Regions from separate parts of the Homo sapiens genome. Here region 1 is linked to region 2. Evidence: chromatin contacts called from ENCODE Hi-C or POLR2A ChIA-PET data. All regions are on one chromosome and are shown on one strand. The core of a region is the stretch at or near the end of the contact, and the rest is flanking DNA. Distances in the headings are between cores, read along the strand shown. Region 1 overlaps PLCB1 (phospholipase C beta 1). Region 2 overlaps PLCB1 (phospholipase C beta 1).

The links. A loop is a pair of places that touch in the nucleus more often than their neighbours do. ChIA-PET counts read pairs that join two places held with the same protein, here RNA polymerase II (POLR2A). Pooled maps may share reads with other maps.
Region 1: a pooled map of heart left ventricle shows a loop between it and region 2 (2.0-fold over the local background). The contact joins two enhancer-like sites. A Hi-C loop is called at or near these places in 1 of 168 maps with a recorded cell type or tissue (OCI-LY7) and 3 of 50 pooled maps. POLR2A ChIA-PET finds 5 or more read pairs at or near these places in 2 of 52 experiments (MCF 10A and OCI-LY7).

The regions. Positions count from the first base shown.
Region 1 is chr20:8,430,573-8,434,378 of GRCh38, forward strand. All of the region lies in intron 3 of PLCB1 (phospholipase C beta 1), which reads left to right. It overlaps LOC124900459 (a long non-coding RNA gene), which reads left to right. Exons shown (of 2, transcript XR_007067518.1): 2 at 1-3,806. Among named protein-coding and RNA genes, the nearest start is that of PLCB1-IT1, 180 kb to the left of the region's middle. Within about 2 kb of position 1,724, at least 12 of the 41 ENCODE cell types and tissues checked have a DNase peak (open chromatin) inside an H3K27ac peak, as active enhancers do.
Region 2 is chr20:8,545,176-8,548,767 of GRCh38, forward strand. All of the region lies in intron 3 of PLCB1 (phospholipase C beta 1), which reads left to right. Among named protein-coding and RNA genes, the nearest start is that of RNU105B, 280 kb to the right of the region's middle. Within about 2 kb of position 2,281, at least 2 of the 41 ENCODE cell types and tissues checked have a DNase peak (open chromatin) inside an H3K27ac peak, as active enhancers do.

The DNA.
Region 1 (3,806 bases), core at 474-2,973, 120 kb before region 2:
GATGTGAAAGTTTCCTTCCAAAGAATAGGCCAACCTAACTGCAGCAGTGCTGATTATGATGGAAATTTCCTATTTTGATTCTTCATCAAAAGAAAGAAGAGCCGGTACCATGGTTCTTGCCTGTAATCCCAGCACTTTGGGAGGCCAAGGTGGGAGGATCACTTGAGGCCAGGAGTTTGATACCAGCCCCTATAGGAAACATAACAAGACCCCATCTCTACTAAAAATTAAAAAATTAGCCTGGCATGGTGGCTATGTGTCTTTAGTCCTAGCTACTCAGGAGGCTGAGGCAGGAGGCTCTCTTGAGCCCAGAAGTAGGAGACAGCAGTGAGCTATGATCACACCACTTGCGCTCTAGCCTGGGTGACAGAGCAAGACCATGTCTCAAAAAAAAGAAGAAAAAGGAGAAATTAAAAAGTTTTTCCTTATGGTTTATCTTTAGTAGTTTGACGTATTAAAGAGGTTTATATTTTATTATTATATATGCATTAATATATAATCAGATATTAATTAAATATGTATTAGTATATTATACATTAACAAACTTACATTGTCATCTTCTTCAACTAATTCTAAGCCTCAAACGAAGTGTAAAAGAAAACTGAAGCATCAAAAAATTAGTCAGCTTCAGGCACTATCCCAAATGTTGAAGTTTTCCATGTAAATAAATAAAACCTCTAAAATTAACAAGAGGCTATTTTCACTGTTGCCTGTTGGACACAAGCCTTAATTATGACAGTGATCTGAATAGCCAAGTTACACTGTAAGGCTGTTTCCCTGAATGGAAACACCAACCTTTTTTGCTTTTTTGAAAAAGAAGCAGAAACAGAAGCAGAAGGAGAGGGAGAGGGAAAAGAATTCTTTCGGACAAAATGTATCAAATGTTTGACTTCACTCCAGAGGCAATTTTTAAATACCAAAAATTGTTTCACATCTATTCCCAATAAGGTTTGCCACCAAAGGAGTTTGCTCTAAATTTGTGACTGGATGTTTGGTTTTCAGAGGTTTCAGGATTTCAGAATCATGGTAAGGGATTATAGACATGTATTTGGTATGTGCAATATTGGGGGACTTGAATATTAAGTCTGATTGGGAACATCTCTGGGTTTCTGTATGTGTACACATTCTACACAATAGTGTAAAGTTTTCTAGAAAATTTAGTGTCAGCAAAAATTACGCTGGGGTCTGAGTTTTTATGTGAGAATCTTATAAAGATCAAAATATTAGCTAAAATTTAAAATTTGAGTTGAAAGGGCTTGAATGCTGTATTAGTCTGCTTGGGCTGCCATAATAAAATGCTGTAGATTAGGTGGCTTAAACAACAAACATTTCAGTTTGGAAGGCTGGGAAGTCCACTATCTGGGTGCTGGCAAGGTAGGTTTCAGAACATTCCTTCTTTTGGCTTGTCGGCAACCACCATGTCACTGTGTGCTCAGATGACCTCTTCTTTGTATGTGGTGGTGGGGGTGGGAGCTGGGAGGTCTCTCTAATATCTCTGTTGTGGGATTTTTCCTTAGTTCAGCTGAAGACAGGGGTCCTTATCACATGGCCACGAAAAATCTGGCTTGCAGACAATCTGAAGCGTGAGGAGGGCCGGGTTTATTGGGTGAAAGAGGGAAACAGGGACGCTCCGCAAGGCCAGAATCCCTGCTACAGCGCTTCCTGCCTGAAGATTGAATCCCAGGTTCCACCCAGGAATAGGAGGGGCCAGGCTTCCCCCGCTGCAAACAGCACCAACTCCCGTGGCTCCATGCCAGTGCGCAATCCTCCCAGTGTGCAGGCTGGTTGGAGTTTTTCCAAGGACCTCTTCCCACCTGGCTGTCTCATCTCATTTTGTAAGGACATAAATCCAATCCTATCCTATCCTATTCTATCCGAGCCCCACCCTTATGACCTTATTTAACCTTAATTACTTCTTTCTAGACCCTATCTCCAACTACTACTGCTTTAACATGTGAATCTGGGAGTGGGGGAGAAAATTCTATCCTTAGCAGATGCTAAAACTCAGGACTTGAAACTGCTTTACCAAATGATTATGTGCTGTGGTCTGAAGCAGTATTATTTTTTAACCCAGTGTTTTTCATTCCCATGTTTTTTTCTTTTCTAAGAAATTATTTTCTTCAGGATCAAAGCGACAGAAACTTAGAAGTGGCATTTGAAGTTGCCAACATTAAACCTTTGATCAGTCCGGCCTAGTCACCAGCCAAACAAGGAGGAGAGAGATTGTTGCTCATCCATCTAAATTCACAGCTCAAAGGTGCAGAAATCCAGCTGGAGTAGAAAACATTTCCTGTACTGAGTTAAATTTAACTGAACTCCATGCCTGGATGATTTCTGCCAGTGGCGCCCGTGGGATTGTGTGACCCCCTCTGGCTTTGCTATCTGCAGGTTTCTTGATCACACGTGGTATCCATTTATCAGTCCTGGCTGGAGCCAGTTTCCCAGAGCAAACAGATTCAGGATGATCCGCACTATCAGCAGAGGTTCACCAAAGTTCTAATTAGACCAGGAAGGTTTATTAATACAATTAGCTTTAGGGAGGACAGTTACAACAGGAAGCAAATTCCTTGCAGCATCCGGTCCTCTCTTAGCCATGTTAGTTGATTAAGAGGAAAGCCTCAGACTTCAAAATCAAGAGCAAAATTGAAAATGTCTGGGAATTTAACTTTCCAGTAACTGTAAAGTTTTAACCGTGAACTTTCTATTAACTGTAAAGTATAATTTAACTTTCTAATAACTGTAGAACAAGAAAGGATTCTAGAAAAATCTTGGGAAAAATTATTAATGAGGGGCCTGAGGGCTTAAGTTTGGGGAGAGTGGGCTTCTTTTGATTTGCAATGTGGAAGCTGCTTTTGCTCATGCTTTCTGAAGATCTTCCATAAAGAGGGGAACTGCGAATTGCAAAGTAAAGCCCCTGCTGTGGAGTGAATTTGCTTATGTCACACTCTATCTGAGTGACCCTTAGGAAGTTCCCTAATCTCCCATGCCTGTTTTCTGGGTTGTAAATGCAAGTAATAAAAGTAACTGCCTCATAGGTTTGTTGCAAGTATTAAATAAGAAAATTTATAACGGACATAAAAGGGAGTTGGCATAGAGTTAATGTTCAGTAAATGACGAGTGTATCCTTCTCCTCTTCCTCCTCCTCCTCCTCATCCTCCTCCTCCTCCTCCTCATGGACAATTGGTTTCATCCATCTGATAATGAAACACTGTGAATTGCCCCCAGGAGTGCTTTAAATGATGTCTACTTGTACATAGATGCTCAAAATTTTTGAATTCTATCAGTATGACATCTAGAAGAGTCATGGGTAGCACCAAGGGATAAGCTCTTTCTCTGGAAGAATAGTACATTTCTTTCTATTAAAAAAACATGAATTAGTCAACCCATTATGTGTTTGTTTTTTGCCCTTATTACCAGAAAACTACAAGATGATTTTCAATCACAGTGAGGATTAGTTTCTGTGACTAACATGTTTCTTTCTTTCTCATTCTTATGAGTTTGATTTCCCATTCTTAAGCAAAAAAGCACAATAGGTGTGATTGTGTGTACCATTTTTTTGAATGAGGCAGGAAGATAGTTGACAGTTGGTTAATTCATGTATTCATTCTAGTTAGTTTTGTGTCTGCACTTCCTTCTGGAATTTAAACATTTTTGAAAATACGGTCTCTGTTCTATTTTTTATTTTTCATTCCTATAAAGTTTTATTGAATGCCTATATGTGTCCAACATACCAGATCCTAAGGTTTCACATAAGTCAGATTGGTCTCTGTCCTTAATGGTGTTATCATATAGCAGAGGACAAAATC
Region 2 (3,592 bases), core at 1,031-3,530:
AGTGGTGTTTGAAGTGAGCATTAAGAATAGATTAAGTCATGTCATAGAATCAGGAAAATACAAGGCATTTCTGGAATGATGTGGTGGCCTGTTTGGCTGGGAGACAGCTTATGTTTGGGGCACTAGTGTGATATGGAAGAGGAGGCTAAAGAAGGTTAATTGAAGACAGGACCATGGAAGGTTTTCCATGCTAGCCTTTCTAGGCTGGAAATGGAAAACCACTGGAGGTTTCTGAGCAGAAGCGTCGTATGACTCAAAGTGTGTCAGCGGAAGAGGACTTTGGCAGCTCTGTTGAGTATGCACTAATGTTGGGACAGACCAGTGGTAGGAAGGCCAATTAAAAACTAAATGCAATGATTTAGGGGAGAGAAAATGAGGATTTCAACTAGTGTAGTAGATTATAGGTTTGGACAGATATGAATGAATATAAATAACATTGTATCAAAAAATTGGCTGGACCTTAAAACCATCTGGATGTGGGAGGTGAGAAAGAAGAAAGTACCAAGGATGACTCTCAAATTCCCAGCCAAAGTAAAAAGCCCTGAAAGAGTGCATGGGTGAAAGATAGTGGATGTATTTTTAAGACATGCTGACTTAGTGGTGCTAGTGGAACAGCTAACATTATTATTTCTTCTATACGGCACACATTTACCATATGTTATTCTATTTAATAATCAAAACAGGCTTGTGAGAAGAGTAAGATCATACCAGTTTTACATAGAGGGATTAAGGCTAAAGAGAAGTAACTTGCTTAAGGTGGCAGAATCACCATTGGAGAAGAAACATAAATATTGTGTTCTTTGTATGCCATCATTGCAAAAATCTAGCAGATTGTTGAACATAAGAAACTGAAATTCTTGGCTGGGCGCGGTGGCTCATGCCTGTAATCCCAGCACTTTGGGAGGCCGAGGCGGACGGATCACGAGGTCAGGAGTTTGAGACCAGCCTGGCCAATATGGTGAAACCCCGTCTCTAATAAAAATACAAAAATTAGCTGGGCATGGTGGCGTATCCTGTAGTCCCAGTTATTTGGGAAGCTGAGGCAGGAGAATTGCTTGAACCCAGGAGGCGGAGGTTGCAGTGAGCTGAGATCGCGCCACTGACTCCAGCCTGGATGACAAGAACAAGACTCTATCTCAAAAAAAAAAAAAAAAAAAAAAAAAGAAAGAAACTGAAATTTGTGATTTCCTGGTCCAGTGATCATTTCTAATTGATACCAATGAATCCCTCTGATGAATATTTCACTGGTATTTTTCTAATATATGATACATTCATAAGTTGGTTCCTAAGCTGTATTTTAAGAGAACATCATGATTTAGATTTTTCTTATACTACCAAGAATGCCACTCTGATTCTTTATGGAAACTGAGACCATACACTTAAGCTCTAGGGGGGAGGTAATGTAATGCAACCTGTGTTTCTAAAGCACAATCACACTATAAACAGACCTTGCTGCAAAAATAAGTATATTCAGCACAGAGCTGATAAACCTCAGATCTGTGGCTGAAATGATCAGTTGATGATATTATAGTAAACACCATTACCAATGTTGTGTTCTGGATGTTTTTCTTCAAGCTGTGTGTCTGTAGGAAATGACTAGTATCATAAACCCTCTTGACAAAAAAAAAAAAATCACATTTCTGTTTTCCAAAAAGAGTTTTTTTTAATATCATAATAAATGAGTTCTTTTGAATTCATCTGTGCTTTTCTAAATATTATCTTCTGGCAATGACTTTGCCTTATCTCTGCTCTGCTGTTTCTGGAGAGCATAATTTTGCTACATGTATCTGAAGATTTATAATTGCGCCTCTTAATTGGAAATCAAGGCTTGGCATTAGTTAACAGTTACTGGTGAAATGGCCCACTGATAAAAACAAATGCTTACATTTCTAGAATAATAACAGGAATTCTTCTCTGAAGAACCCAGAGTGGCAGACTATCACTTCACAAAACTTTCTCATTTCCCCAAACTTGTAATAAAGCCAGCTCATTGTTTCTTCAGGCTACTAAGCATCAAGCAATTTGTTTTCTGTGTTCAGTCTGTCATCTTACGGCTCGCTCTAATGTTCACTGAAGCCCTACGGCAGACTTTGGGACTACTGTTTTTTTAAATAAACAATTATGGCATTTTCAGATATGGATATTATCAAAGGAATGATCTAATTGTCCACCACAGATTTGGATCAGATAGTTATTCCTCATAATACCTCAAGCTGAGACTCAGGAAACTAGTCCTGCGTGGGGACATATGTCAAATGCATTACAAAAGCATCACCTCCTTAGTCTAAATAACGTCACCACCACCCACCCAGTTATGCAAGCAAGGAACTTAGACAGTATCCTTTTTACCTCCCTCTTCCTCATTGCCCATATCTAACCCGTTCTATGTTCTGAAATAGTACTTCTGGATTCATTCTGTCCTGTTGTATTTTTGGATCCATCCATTTTTCTCTTTCTCAACTACCCCACTTGTCAGTCCACCTTGACATTCCACAGTGGCCTCCTCACTGTTCTCTCCATCCTTCATTCATGCTCCTCTCCAGTGTTTTCTCCACCTACATTGAGAGCAATGTTTCCAGATTAACTAGTATATCAAGTGAGTCCTAGGTTTAAAAACCTGCAATCACTTTCATTGCTTTTAGTATAAATATCAAAATCCTTATGCAGGACCTTGAAGGCTCTACATGCTCTAGCCCCACTCACTTCTACAGACCATTTGTTCTAAGTCTCCTCTTCTCTGGGAGGAAGAGATCCCCTCTACTGAGAATGCTTCTCTTCTCCCATCTCTTCCCTTAGTTATACTTTTCCTCCACCTTCATATCTCAAGTGCTAGTTCCTCAGAGAAGCCTTCCTCACCACCCACACACTCCTGGTCCAGGGACCTCCCTTCCTACCTTCCTCCCTCCCTTCCTCCCTTTCTTCCTCCCTTCCCTTCTTCCTTCCTTTTCTTTTTTTCCATTCTCTCCTTCTTTCTTTCTCTCTTTCTCTTTTTTTCCTTTCTCACCATTAGCTTTCTTTCTTCCCATTTTCTTTCCTTCCTTCCTTCCTTCCTTCCCTCCCTCCCCTCTTCCTCTTTTTCACCCTTCCTTCCTTCTTTCATTTTTTCTTTCTTTCTTTGTTTTTCTTTCGTCTTCCTTCCTTCCATCATTTTTTCTTTCTCTTTGTTTCTTTCTTTCTTTTGTCTCTCTCCTTCTTTCCTTCCTTCCTCCCTTCCCTTCCCTTCCCCTCCCTCCCCTTCTTTCTTTCCTTCCTTTTCTTCTTTCATCCTGTTTTCATTAATTTGTTCTTTCTTTCCATCATCTATCTTTCTATCCTTCCTTCCTTTCTTACTTCCTCCCTCCCTCCCTCTCTCTCTTTCTTTTCTTCTTTCTTTTTCTTCTATTATCTACTATCTATGTTTTTGTCTATTATCTATCCATCTATTCATCTATCTGTCTATCTCTATATGTATATATTCAATAGAACCAAATCTCTGTATTTCAGATCACTTATTTCTACTTATAATCTTATATTTATTCATATCTACAGTCTTAACTCTAGGCTGTAAGCTCCGTGAGAACAGTGGTTGTATTTGGTATTACTTAATTTTATG